Linked DNA regions of Homo sapiens: region 1 is linked to region 2. Evidence: chromatin contacts called from ENCODE Hi-C or POLR2A ChIA-PET data. All regions are on one chromosome and are shown on one strand. The core of a region is the stretch at or near the end of the contact, and the rest is flanking DNA. Distances in the headings are between cores, read along the strand shown. Region 1 holds the start of NUP133-DT (NUP133 divergent transcript). Region 2 has its middle 20 kb from the start of TMEM78.

Region 1 (3,349 bases), core at 752-3,251, 280 kb after region 2:
TAAGGCTTAACTAGACCAGTGTTTTTTTTTTTTTTTTTTCAAACAGCGGGTCATTTTGCAGATCTCAACATTTTTGAAAGACAGAATATAAAACATCAGCTTTTACCATATGTTGTGGTCAAATACATTTTATAAATATTGGCTTAGATGAGATTTAAGCTCATCTAGCTTTAGGTGCTTAAGAGTCCACCAGACCTGGCCGGAGCAGTGGCTCATGTCTATAATCTCAGCACTTTGGGAGGCCGAAGCGGGAAGACTGCTTGAGACCAGGAGTTCAAGACCAGCCTGGGGAACGTGGCAAGACCTTGTCTCTACAAAAAAAATTTTAAATTAGCCGGGCATTGTGGCACCAGCCTGTAGCCTGGGCGACAGAGAGTGAGACCCTGTCTCTTTAAAAAAAAAAAAAAAAAAACTATCAGATCTGTACAACCAAGCAAGAAATCGAACAGGTTACGAGCATCAGCTGTTACATGGTCCTCAACAGCAGATATCACAGTAAAAACTTTATTTCTTGCTCACCCTCTTAACATTTAGAATATTGTAAAGTCACCAGAATAAAAGGTAGTCTATGTCTTATCACGAGAATTAAATGAGAAGATGCACATACAGAAGGGCTAAGGGCTTTGTTTCCTGACAGAGGATAACAAAGGTTTTTCTTCAAATGATCACAAGAAGAGATTTAAATAAAACAACACACAGTAAATAAAGTATGCTTTTATTCTCCAACTTTTCGCAAAAGGAATAGAAAACACTGACAAGATCAGCACTTTGAAAAGAACTTTTCAAAATATGCCAAAAAAAGTCAAAGATACAGTGTATTCTTTCAAAACCACTTCTCCTTTAAAGTACTGAAAAATTTTACAGATAAATTTTAACCATAATTTCAAGACACAATACTTTGTGTTTCCTGCAGGGAAAAATTCATTTTTTATAGATGAATTCAGAGAAAACTATGCAGAAACACTAAAGTTTTAGGTTAATTATGAACATGGTGTGTGTTGGGGGTGGGGAGGGGTGTGTGTGTGTGATGATTTTACTGGTGCTCCAAACGAGCAGTTTTAGTAACTAAACTATCACAGTACTCTTAGCTCACTTATGTAAAGCCTTTTCCTTATAATTTACCTAGAAAGTTAAATTCCGTAGCTAGAAACCCTTTAATTACCAATCATCAGATATTAATGTCAGTTGGTATGTTAGGCATTAAACAATGATCTTTCAGGGTTGTAGGTCCTCATTATCACCATCACCTTACATCTGCATCGTGGCAATTCATAATAACTCCTCTGGCTCAGGTGAGATATATTATCGCCATTTCACAGATGAAGAAAATCACGAGTGACTTACACCAGATCACACGGGTAGTAGGTGGGAAGTAGGTAAACACTGATGCAAATCCAGTTTGTACTTCACTTCTGCACAAAGGTATCCATGAAAAATGCAAAGTGGGGAATCAACTGATCAACTGATAATCAAAACGAAGCAGATACTACCTGCAGCAGTGGAAAAGGTCTATTTTCCAATACTGTGGCATTCTATTCCGCCGCCCCGGTTCCAAAGGCTTCTAAAGACAACAACCTATCCGGCCCACTGCGGCCCGTGAGGCTGTTGGTTGCCAGACCCAACCAGGGAGATCACTTACCGCGAGCTTAGCGAGCTACGCCGGCCGACCGGCGAGAAGAGCACTGGGGAGCTGACTGCAGACCCCAGGGGCAGACCCTTCCTGCTAGCCGTCCGGGGCGTGGAGCCGGGCCCGAGTCCGGCCAGCGGGCCCCTTCGGGACCCGGTACCCGGGGTCCGCGGAGAAGGGGCGGCTGGGAACATGACTCCAAGGAGCAGCGACTAGGACAGCGAGGGATCTGGCCGTCAGGTTGCAGCCTGGCCTGCGCGCGGAACTTAAACACCTAAGGGAAGAGATGGCGCGCGATGATGACGTCAAACGCAATGGCTCCCGCGGGTTGTGGTCGGAGCGCTGGCGGGGGCGGGATCGTGACGTTAAGGGCGGTGCCCAGTCAGCGAGGTAGGTCGGGAAGGCAGCCGGCGGCCCCAGATCTAGAACCGCTGCAGTGCCGAGCTTCCAGGGACGTGAAGCCGGAAAGCCAGGCGCCCTTCTTGACTGCGCCTAGGTGGAACTGGCCCTCCAGCAGCTTGAACGTAGCCTCTTTTCACACTGGTAGTTCCTGAACCTCTTGTGAAATGAAAGATGTTCCTCATTCCAAGCTGAGGACGGAGAAAAGCCGTAAAGCTGACACTGGTATCGCACTGTGATATTTGTTGTTTTCTAGGTTTGCCATTTTCCCATTCAACTTTGCGCAGTCTCATCCACGCTGATGACGCCACAAATCCGTGTCTCTAACCTGGATCCAGCTCAAAACCCCCAGACCCCTATCATTCAGCTCCCTAGGGGACAATTTCAGCTGGAAGTCCTGCGAACTCCTCACAATCCACTTATGAAAAGCGCATTCATGTTTTCCTTTAGGACCCCTCTCCTACCACCATCTCTGTTCCAGCTTGGTAAAACTGGCCAGTTGTCCAAGGCAAAGAGAAGAGCTCTATCTGCAGTCATCCCTCACACCTACCTCCACCCTAAGATCATGGTATACGTTGTAAGGTCCTACGTGTCTGTACTAGATCACACATTTGCACTGCCTCTGCCCTGGTTCTGGTACTTACCTTTCCCTCAACCACTGCGTAGCCTCTTCTGCCAGCGGGAGGGAGTAGGGGAGATGGGGAGAGGGTTCCTTACCTGTGTCTAGTCTTCCTCCACTCTATCTTCTCACTGCCAACACAATGAATTAAGGCAAACGTAATGCTGCTCTTGGGCCTGTAAATGCTTCAGTGGCTGACCATTGCCAGTAGGTTATTTGCTAAGCTCCTTTGCAAGGTCCTATGTGATCTAAGTCAGGTTGGCTTTTCCGTCCGTGTTGTACTTCCAGCACTTCCCACTTGCACTCCACATTCCGAGAACTTAAAAACCCAAATCTCCCTCCAGTGCCCATGTCCATGTTTCTCTCACCTGGAATGCACTCCCTGCCTTGTTGGTCCAGAAGGCGCCTACCTTCCGCATCAAGTTAGTTCTGTGCTGCCTTCTCAGTGAAACCTTCCACAGGATTAGGTCCCCCTTATCCTTTGTCCTCTCTGCTCCTGTGTGTAGACTGTATTTTTATCCTGCATAATAGTTTGTTTTCATAATTGTCTGTCAAGTACTTCCTTTTAAATGTCTTGACAGCAAGAGCAGTGACTTTGTTACCTTTGTGGCACACAGTAACAGACACATAGTAGACTTTCATTCAACGTGTGTTGAAATAAGGGAATGGTTAAGTAAACATTGACGTATTCACATGTGGGAGAC
Region 2 (3,757 bases), core at 634-3,133:
GCAATTTACCCACAGTAACACAGCAGTCAGTCTCATCACAGGGAGGCGTGACTGCAAAGCTCTCAGCAGCGATAATATACAGCTTTCTGTCTTTTAAACTTCTATTTGTAGAAGTACACGGTGAATCTCCATGCCAAGGAAGCTTTCTATCATCCTAACTGAAAGACCTACAGGCACCGAACTCATTAACAGAAGTACCTGGGGAGTCAGAACCCCTCGCCTGAGTGCTGGGAACGGCTGATGCGCGCCCCCTGCCGGCTGTTCCGAAAACAATCAAATAACGTGAGGCTGGCAGCCTGGACCGGGATGCTTCACAAAGAAACGAGAAAACGGCAGCCATGCTGAGACTGTTCTGGATTTGGAATATGCAATTCTGGAGACAAGAGAGAAAAGAGAGGAGTAATTCAAAACGGCTAGTTCCCTAGAGGAATGTTTGAGAGAGTGGTTGTAAAATGCAAATGGCCTTTCAGCTTGAAAATTTGCAGTGGCAGGTAGATTCACACAACCTGAATTCAGAATACAAAGAAAAGGCAAGAAATGAGATGTAATCCTTGACTAAAAATAAAAACAATCACAAAAGCCATACATAGATATATAGAAAATGTTGACAAAAACAATATTTGAGTGCTTACTATGAGCCAAGTACCATTCTAAGAGCTTTGCCTTTATTATCTCATCTAAGCTTCATAGCAATTCTATGAAATAATACTGATTTATCAGATGTGGAAAATAGGGCATACAGATGTAAAGCAACTTGTATAAGGCCAAACAGCTAGAAAGTAGCAGTACTTTACAGGGATAGATACAGTAAACAAAAGGCAGGTGGAAGAGGGATTACAGGTTGCTCTTATCCAGAGTGGTTGCAGCCAGGTGCAGTAGCATGTGCCTGTAACCCCAGCTACTTGAGAGGCTGAGACAGGAGGACCTTTTGAGCTCAGGAGTTTGAATCCAGCCTGGGCAATATAGCTAGACGCCCTCCCCCTTCCCACCCCCCCGCCGCCGCCATATCTAAAAAATAAAAAATGTCAGGCGTGGTGGCTCACACCTGTAATCCCTACACTTTGGAAGGCCGAGACTGGAGAATTACTTGAGCCCAAGAATTCAAGACCAGCCTGGGCAACATAGCAAGACCTCTCCCCACCCCTATATGTACAAAAAAATTTTTAAAAATTAGCCAGGCATGGTGGTGCTCCTGTAGCCCCAGCTTCAGGAGACTGAGGGGGGAGAATCACTTGAGACCAGGAGGTTGAGGCTGCAGTGATCACGCCACTGCATTCAGCCTTGGTGACAGAGTGAGACCCTGTCTCAAAAATAAATAAATAAATAAATAAATAAATAAATAAATAAAAATGCTTGAGACCAGAAATGTTTCCAATTCGGGAATTTTTTGGAATATATAAGATATATTCCAAAGTCAACATTTTTAAAAAGATATATAATGAGGTATCTTGAAGATGAACCCCAAATCTTAAGACAAAATTCATTTATGTTTTATATATAAACCCTTATAAACACAGCTTCCAAGTAATTTTATGCAATATTTTTAATAATGTTGTGCATGACAAAGTCTTGAATGTGTTTTGACTGTGATCTGTCACGTGAAGTTAAGTGTGGAATTTTCTACTTGTGGCATCATATTGCTGCTCAAAAAGCTTTGGATTTTAAAGCATTTTTGATTTTGGATTTTCGGATTAGGGATACTCCACCTGCCTAGACTGCGGGAACAAATATGCCGGCTTCCCACGCGTGGGAAGTGATAGTGTTTTCCAGGAGTGATGAGGTATTTGAGCTGCCTGTTGCTCCTTCCTTATTCCCATTCCCCTTGTAACCAAAACAAACAAACAAACCAGCTAGGCATGTGTAAGCCCGAAGGCTAAGGTTGCTCATGTCTGGCCACAGTAAAGAAGAAGCCCAACCAGCTCCCCCTCCCAGAACTGGAATTTCTGTCCCCTGTACCATGAAAACATCTCACCTCCTGAGCTGAGTAGCCACAGAGACAAAGAGGGTAAGGAAGGGAAAGAACCTTAGGCTTGGGGCTGTTTCCTATACCTGTGGTTTTTAAAAGGAATCTGGCATTCCTAGGCAGACAAGAATGCAAACTGGCCAAGGTACAGAGACACCTGAATCCTGTTCCTCAGACCCAGAGAGACGCTGGGAGGTCATATTTCCTGCTTTGTTTTCTGCTGTAAGATTCCGCTGTAACTCCTTGCCTAACAGAAGTGGGTGAGTGAAGGCAGCAACGTTTCCTACAGCGGACCTCCGTGTGACTCCAGCTCCTCCCTAAAACATAAAGCCTGCTAGAGCATGGGGCTGAAGAGAGTGAAGAGAAATCACTGCGTGGCTTTGGGTGTCAGTGGCAGGTGTTCTTACTGTATAGAGGGGAGCTGAAGACTCCCTGGACGCAAGTCTCCACCCCAGTTAGAGGGAGGAGTTGGTAAACTGGGGGAGGCGGCAGAGAAAAAGTTTCAACCTCAACACTGAAAAACAGCCTGGGGATCTTGGCAGGGTTTTAGCCCTCACATCTGCCTTCGAATGAGGGACTTCCAGCTGACCTCTGACAGTGTCCTCCAGTATTATGCAAGGGCAGAGTTAAGCTTTTGGCAGCAGGCAGGAGCACAGAAGTGCCAGGGACATTCTGTTAACAAAGCACAAAGGGTAGAAGGAAGGAACAAGCCATTCTTGTCCACTGTGCAGACTGAGCTCCATTGTGTTGATCCAACATGACAGAATTTGTTTCATTAAAGACTCCCTCCTCACCACCACTGTCAAAGCCAAATCCCTCCAAAAGCCAGAACCCAAGCCCCAATGTGCTGCAAGGATTCTGCAGCTCTGCAGTCAGTGGGTGAAGCCCAAAGCTCCAGCGAAAACCCAACTGCCCAGATCTGCAAGCTGTGGGGAGGGCAGGCCATTTGGCCGTAACCCACCCACTCAAGGGATCGCTCCTTTCCACTTGTCTGGGCAGAGTGGGAAGGAGAGCCTCCAGAAACCGGCGGGGAGGAAGTTTGCTGGGGCTCCACTGTGTCACTGATTTATGGAAGCCTTTCAGGGCCAGAATGACACCATCCGCCTACCTCCTGCTAATTCATATTCTCAGAGCTTTAAATCATGGTGACAGCCCCACCAGGCGCTCTGATCAGTTGAGGGCTTCCAGGGCCCTGCGGGCCAGAGCACCCCACAGCCGCACTGCAGGTTACACCCCCACCTGCCCCAAATACATCCCAACTCCTGCTGCTCTCGGGCCCTCTGCTCAATCCGATAATCCACGGAGAAATGACCTTCCTTTCACTGATGTAGAAGCTCTCTCAACTGAAAAAATTGCAGAAGTTAGAAAAAAATAATTGACATTATGACTCACCCCTACCTCCTACTATTGCTAAGCTTCGAAGTAAACACCTGCTACTGTAAACTGAATAAATGCTAAATCACTAAGATCTTTTGTTAAACAAATTCTGCCACACCACTGCTGTCTTGCTGGGCTGGAGGAATTTTCTGATCGCCCAAAGCATCTTGAGTGCTGTTATTTCCAACCTACCTTTAAATGTGAGACCAAACCTTTGAAGTATACTGCCTCTTGCAAAAAAATAAAAATAAAAACCACACACACTAAAAAGCCTGATTATTTCTGAGGAACACCACAGTAGTTCACTCTCTGTGTGGTAGCTATAGTCAAAAGCACAAAAAACAGAGCAGGTAGAAGCAGAAATTAGGCGGGAAATAAAGACCAAGCTGGCGAGAAATTGGAGAAAGGCTTTCCAAA

What was found. Hi-C counts contacts between places; a loop is a spot of excess contacts on that map. ChIA-PET counts read pairs that join two places held with the same protein, here RNA polymerase II (POLR2A). Pooled maps may share reads with other maps.
Region 1: a pooled map shows a loop between it and region 2 (2.6-fold over the local background). The contact joins the promoter of NUP133-DT here to the enhancer-like site in region 2. A Hi-C loop is called at or near these places in 5 of 50 pooled maps. POLR2A ChIA-PET finds 5 or more read pairs at or near these places in 2 of 52 experiments (MCF 10A and activated CD4-positive, alpha-beta T cell).

What each region holds. Positions count from the first base shown.
Region 1 is chr1:229,506,429-229,509,777 of GRCh38, forward strand. It overlaps NUP133-DT (NUP133 divergent transcript), which reads left to right and starts at 2,002. Exons shown (of 3, transcript NR_110630.1): 1 at 2,002-2,251. NUP133 (nucleoporin 133) reads right to left here and starts at 1,913. Exons shown (of 26, transcript NM_018230.3): 1 at 1,640-1,913. The coding sequence starts at 1,821. RefSeq lists silencers at 1,604-1,833, 2,774-3,068 and an enhancer at 1,884-2,003.
Region 2 is chr1:229,227,393-229,231,149 of GRCh38, forward strand. No RefSeq gene overlaps it. Among named protein-coding and RNA genes, the nearest start is that of TMEM78, 20 kb to the right of the region's middle. RefSeq lists an enhancer at 662-1,387. Within about 2 kb of position 1,884, at least 24 of the 41 ENCODE cell types and tissues checked have a DNase peak (open chromatin) inside an H3K27ac peak, as active enhancers do.